Linked DNA regions of Homo sapiens: region 2 is linked to region 1. Evidence: read pairs that join two places in POLR2A ChIA-PET (ENCODE). Cell type or tissue: GM12878. All regions are shown on one strand. Links, peaks and the distances in the headings refer to the core of each region. The heading gives the core; the rest is flanking DNA.

What was found. ChIA-PET counts read pairs that join two places held together with the same protein. Peaks named below come from ENCODE experiments on the same cell type or tissue, not always from the same donor. Only the 100,000 strongest peaks of a DNase experiment are listed, where the experiment ranks them.
Region 2: POLR2A ChIA-PET joins it to region 1 with 9 read pairs; 1 of 35 experiments calls an interaction of 5 or more read pairs at or near these places.

What each region holds. Positions count from the first base shown.
Region 1 is chr19:43,808,524-43,811,439 of GRCh38, reverse strand. It overlaps a transcript of LYPD5 not described here. Among named protein-coding and RNA genes, the nearest start is that of LYPD5, 7.5 kb to the right of the region's middle. In GM12878, for the core only: a CTCF peak has its summit at 1,454 (motif pointing right); a DNase peak (open chromatin) is centred at 1,499.
Region 2 is chr19:45,015,992-45,018,907 of GRCh38, reverse strand. The region is part of intron 4 of RELB (RELB proto-oncogene, NF-kB subunit); the gene reads right to left. Among named protein-coding and RNA genes, the nearest start is that of RELB, 16 kb to the right of the region's middle. RefSeq lists a silencer at 1,684-1,893. In GM12878, for the core only: a CTCF peak has its summit at 1,807 (motif pointing left); DNase peaks (open chromatin) are centred at 1,787 and 2,387; H3K4me3 peaks cover 1,071 bases; H3K27ac peaks cover 1,794 bases.

The DNA.
Region 1 (2,916 bases), core at 92-2,591:
TGCTGGGATTACAGGCGTGAGCCACCGTGCCCAGCTGATGAGCTAATTTTTCAACACTTTCATACCTTTAAATTTGTTTGCAATAAAATTTAGAAAAATCACCTTTATTTTCATGATGTCACGTTTCTCAACTATTCCATGTTATCCATTTTTTTTTCCCTCAATCTCCTGGGCTCAAGCTGTCATAGTCATCCTGCCTCAACCTCCCAAATGCTGGGATTACAGGCATAAGCCATGGCACCCAGCCCCATGTCATCCTATATTTCAAAGTTAATCTGTGAAACCTTGCTTATATCAAGTTAACTCAAAATATTCACCTCTCACCTTTTATTTAGAGCCTTCTCCAGGCTCTAAATAAAATATAAATACAAAGGATATTTAATAATTCTTTATGAACATATTTTAAAGCTGTATTAGAAACTACACAAATGCTGCCAAAGAAAGGTGTTTGATCACGCTGTGGGTGGTCTGGTATATATTTACTATTATTTAAAAAATATTTTTCTGTTAGGCTGGGCGCAGTGGCTCACGCCTGTAATCCCAGTCCTTTGGGAGGCCGAGGCAGGTGAATCACCTAAGGTCAGGAGTTCAAGACCAGCCTGGCCAACGTGGTGAAACCGCATCTCTACTAAAAGTACAAAGAATTAGCCAGGCGTGGTGGCAGGCCCCTGTAATCCCAGCTTACTTGGGAAGCTGAGGCAGGAGAATCACTTGAACCCAGGAGGCAGAGGTTGCAGTGAGCCAAGATCGCTGCATTCCAGCCTGGGCAACAGAGCGAGACTCTGTCCAAAAAAAAGAAAGAAAGAAAGAAAAACGGAAAGAAAGGAAGGGAAGGGAAAGAAAGGGGAGAGGAGGGGAAGGGAGGGGAGGGGAGGGGAGGGGAAGGGAGGGGAGGGGAGGGGAGGGAACGGAAGGGAAGGGTAGAAACTAGCAAAATTAGCCAGGCACAGTGGCATGCAACTGTGGTCCCAGCTACTCAAGAGGCTGAGGAGGGAGGATCACTTGAGCCCAGCAAGTTGAAGCTGCAGTGACCCATGATGATGCCAGCGCACTCCAGCCTGGGTAACAGAGAAAGACCCTGTCTAAAAAAAACACACGACTATATAACATCAGTAGCAAGACAAGCATGTTTACTCTCATTAATTCTATTCAATCATGTACTGGGAGTTCTAGCCTATACAATAAGGCAAGAAAAAGAAAAAAAAGGCATAAAGATTGGAGAGGAAAAAGTAAAATGGATTTTGTTTTGCAGATGCCATGATTCTACTGTCACCATGTGCAGTTGTTCATGTTGGGCACTGCACAAGAACACTACACCTAAGGAGGTGCTATTCATATCACAGACATCTTTACTATTTTGAAAACAACTTTTTGAAAATTATTATGTATTGTGCATGCTATTGACGGTTGCAAAAGTGATTTACAATTTATTGCAACTATGTTCCAGCAGATGGCAGTAAAGTGTCTTGTTCCAAGAGGGTTGGTAGCTACCATTCTACTTCCATATACTAAGGAGACATTGGTTTTGAAATGGAAAGACGTGTTGATTTTATGTCATTTAAAATAGTCTGTGCTTCTAAACAATGAGCTGCTCTTCCACCTGATATGCAGAACATTTTGTTAAAGTCCCTAATGGTGCCAGCACATTGTCTGTATTCAGTATTTCATATTGCAGTTCATATTTTCATCTAATTATTTACTCTACCAGACTGGAATTGTTGAATTCTATGTTTAAATCTACAAGTCCTGGCCAGGCACAGTGGCTCACGCCTGTAATCCCAGCACTTTGGGAGGCCAAGGCGGGTGGATCACCTGAGGTCAGGAGTTGAAAACCAGAGTGACCAACATGGTGAAACCCTGTCTCTACTAAAAATACCAAAAATTAGCCCAGTGAATGAGCCGGGCGTGGTGGCAGTCGCCTGTAATCCCAGTTACAGAGGCTGAGGCAGGAGAATCGCTTGAACCCGGGAGGCGAAGGTTGCAGTGAGCCAAGATTTCGCCATTGCACTCCAGCCTGGGTGACAAGAACGAAGCTCTGTCTTAAATAAATAAATAAATCTACAAGTCCTTTCACTTGGCACAAATCACTGTATAATAATATCCGGTCAGGTGCAGTGGCTCACACATGTAATCCCAGCACTTTGGGAGGCTGAGGTGGGCAGATCACGAGGTCAGGAGTTCGAGACCAGCCTGCCAACGTGGTGAAACCAAGTCTCTACTAAAAATGCAAAAATTAGCCGGGTGTAGTGGCGGGCGCCTGTAATCCCAGCTACTCGGGAGGCTGAGGCAGGAGAATCACTTGAACCCGGGAGGTGGAGGTTGCAGTGAGCCGAGACCACGCCGTTGCACTCCAGCCTGGGTGACAGGGCAAGACTCTTGTCTCAAAACAACAACAACAATAACACAACAAACTAATATCCGGTTACCATTAATCATCCACAAAGAATGTGTGTGGGTTGAAATTAAAGAGTATTATGCAAGTCTGTTAATTATACTATTATAGTAGTTGCTTATTATTGCTTTAGAAATTTCATCAGTATAAAAATAAACTTATGAAAATTTAATGATTTGTTGCCTACATAGTATTGTAAGATGCTAAAATTCTAAGATAAAATATTAACCTTATTCGATGTCTATCAAGGACAAAAAATAATCAGGACCAGAAAATGGAAAGCTATTATGAAACAAAGTGGATCATTGAATGAATTTTTGAGAAAAACAAAGTTGCAAGGGGAAAAAATTTCCACAGCTGCTATTTTGGCAGAATGTAGCACAGATCCATTAATTATTGAGCAGAACAGACCATGAATTTACTCCTTCCACTTTTGGGTAAGCCAAGAAAAGAAAATTCAAGAAATAACTGGAAGACAGGAAAAATGGAGAATAAACGAACCCTTTAATTACATGTTCTTTTCG
Region 2 (2,916 bases), core at 255-2,754, 1.2 Mb before region 1:
GGTCAGGAATTCGAGACCAGCCTGACCGACATGGAGAAACCCCGTCTCTACTAAAAATACAAAATTAGCAGGGCGTGGTGGCACATGTCTGTAATCCCAGCTACTCGGGAGGCTGAGGCAGGAGAATCGCTTGAACCTGGGAGGCACAAGTTGCAGTGAGCCGAGATCGCGCCATTGCACTACAGCCTGGGCAACAAGAGCGAAACTCTGTCTCAAAAAAAATTAAAAAAAAATAAATAAATAACAGGCACTCACCTTTCAAAGATACTCAGTGTATTATTTTTTAACTTTTCTGTAGGTTTAAATTCTTATTTATTTATTTTTTTGAGATGGAGTCTTGCTCTGTTGCCCAGGCTGGAGTGCAATGGCATGATCTCAGCTCACTGCAACCCCTGCCTCCCAGGTTCAAGCCATTCTCGTCTCTACCTTCTAAGTAGCTAAGATTACAGGTGCCTGCCACCATGCCTGGCTAATTTTTGTATTTTTATTTTATTTTACTTTTTTGAGATGGAGTCTCGCTCTGTTGGCCAGGCTGGGGTGCAGTGGCACGATCTCAGCTCACTGCACGCTCCACCTCCTGGGTTCACGCCATTCTCCTGCCTCAGCCTCTCGAGTAGCTGGGACTATAGGCGCCCGCCACCACACCTGGCTAATTTTTTGTATTTTTAGTAGAGACGGGGTTTCACCATGTTAGCCAGGATGGTCTCCACCTCCTGACCTTGTGATCTGCCTGCCTTAGTCTCCCAAAGTGCTGGGATTACAGGCCTGAGCCACCACGCTCGGCCAAGAATTTTTGTATTTTTAGTATAGATGGGGTTTCTCCATGTTGGCCAGGCTGGTCTCGAACTCCTGACCTCAGGTGATCCACCTGCCTCGGCCTCCCAAAATGCTGGGATTACAGGCGTGAGCCACCGCGCCTGGTCTCTAGGTTTAAATTCTTTTATCATCCAAACTAATCAAAAGGGCTGGGCACGGTGGTTCGTGCCTGCAATCCCAGCACTTTGGGAGGCTGAGGCGGGTGGATCACCTGAGGCCAGGAGTTCGAGACCAGCCTGGGCAACATGGCAAAACCCCCTCTCTACTAAAAATACAAAATTAGCCAGGCATGATGGTACAGGCCTGTAATCCTACCAACTCAGGAGGCTGAGGCAAGAGGACTGCTTGAACCTGAGAGGCAGAGATCGCACCATTGCACTCCAGCCTGGGCAACAAGAGCAAAACTCTGTCTCAAAAAAAAAAAAAAAGGAATAATAACAAATTCATCAAAATGTATACATTAAGTATGTGCAATTTTTCTTACATCAATTATACCTCAATAAAACTTAAAAAGAAAAACTAGACAGGAAAAAACTAAAACTTTTTTTTCCAAGTAAAAGATTAGGAAAAACTTGGAGCCCACAATTAAAATTATAAGACATCACATTATTTCGGATTTCCAGAATTGTTTTTTTTTTTTTTAGACAGATTCTCTCTGTTGCCCAGGCTGGAGTGCAGTGGTGCGATCCCAGCCTCCAGGGCCTCGAACTCCTAACCTCAGGTGGTCCGCCCACCTCGGCCTCCCCAGATTTTTCTTTTTTAAAAAAGGAAGATATAGCAAGTGAAGCCAGAATTTTTGCTCAGCAGCCACAGGCAGCAGCAAATAAAAACCAGCCCCGTTAGGCAGGGCCAGTCCCACTTGGCAGCTTTGAGTCACTGGCTCAGCCCTGCTGGCATTAAATACCTTCTGAAGCCTGCTCTGAACTTCTAAAGCCCAAGCCTATAAAATACCATTAACCATTGGTCTCAGTGGGGGAGTGCTGCCCCCTAGGGGAAAAATGGGATTTGGGGGGTGGCTGGTTGACACTGATGTGGACCCTACCGCAAGTAGACAGGACCAGTTATGCTGGACAGTTTATAATACCAGGGACAGTCCCGCACAGCCATCCCACAGCCAGCAAGCCTTCTGAACATCCTGCCAAAGATTCGAGTCAATAAGAAACCTGTTTAAAATGACCAGATCCCAGAAACTTGCTCTATTGTTGCTGAGTGGATTTGTTTGTTTGTTTGTTTGTTTGTTTTTAAGACAGGATCTCGCACAGGCTGGAGTGCAATGGCACGATCTCAGCTCACTGCAACCTCCGCCTCCCAGACTCAAGCAATACTTCCACTTTAGTCTCCCAAACATCTGGGCTTACAGGCATGCATCACACCTGGCCCTTGCTCTGTTTGACACCAATAATATTCTTTCCCATAATTGTTTTTCCTTTTTCTTTTTTGAGACGAGGTCTAACTCTGTCACCCAGGCTGGAGTTTCCCATAACTGTAATACCCACTGAATTTTCAAAGATTGCAACCAGCACACTAATTGTTTAGACCAAGAGTTGTTCGCCACTTTGGAAAATCCCCTCACCAACCGCAACCCTGCACGTGTGACATATAAGTCACTAAGTCTGCGCAGCTGGGTCAGGCTGCATTTGTGGCCACGGCATTAACAAGGAGCCTATATATAGTCACAAACAACTGCCACCTTCCTCATATATCCTGTGGGGCGTTTACATATTGAAATAAATGTGATTATATATGCTGTATTAATTTCCTTTTCTTTCTCTTTTATACTACAGTTTGGTGTAAAATATGGAGTTTTGGCCAGGCACGGTGGCTCACGCCTGTAATCCCAGCACTGTGGGAGGCTGAGGCAGGCAGATCACTTGAGGTCAGGAGTTCGAGACCAGCCTGGCCAACATGGTGAAACCCCGTCTCTACTAAAAACACAAAAATTAGCCGGGCCTGCTGGCAGGTGCCTGTAATCTCAGCTACCCGGGAGGCTGAGGCAGGAGAATCACTTGAACTCAGGAGGCGGAGGTTGCATGCCACTGCACTCCAGCCTGGGTGACAGAGCGAGACTGCATCTCAAAAAAAAAATAATAATAAAATAAA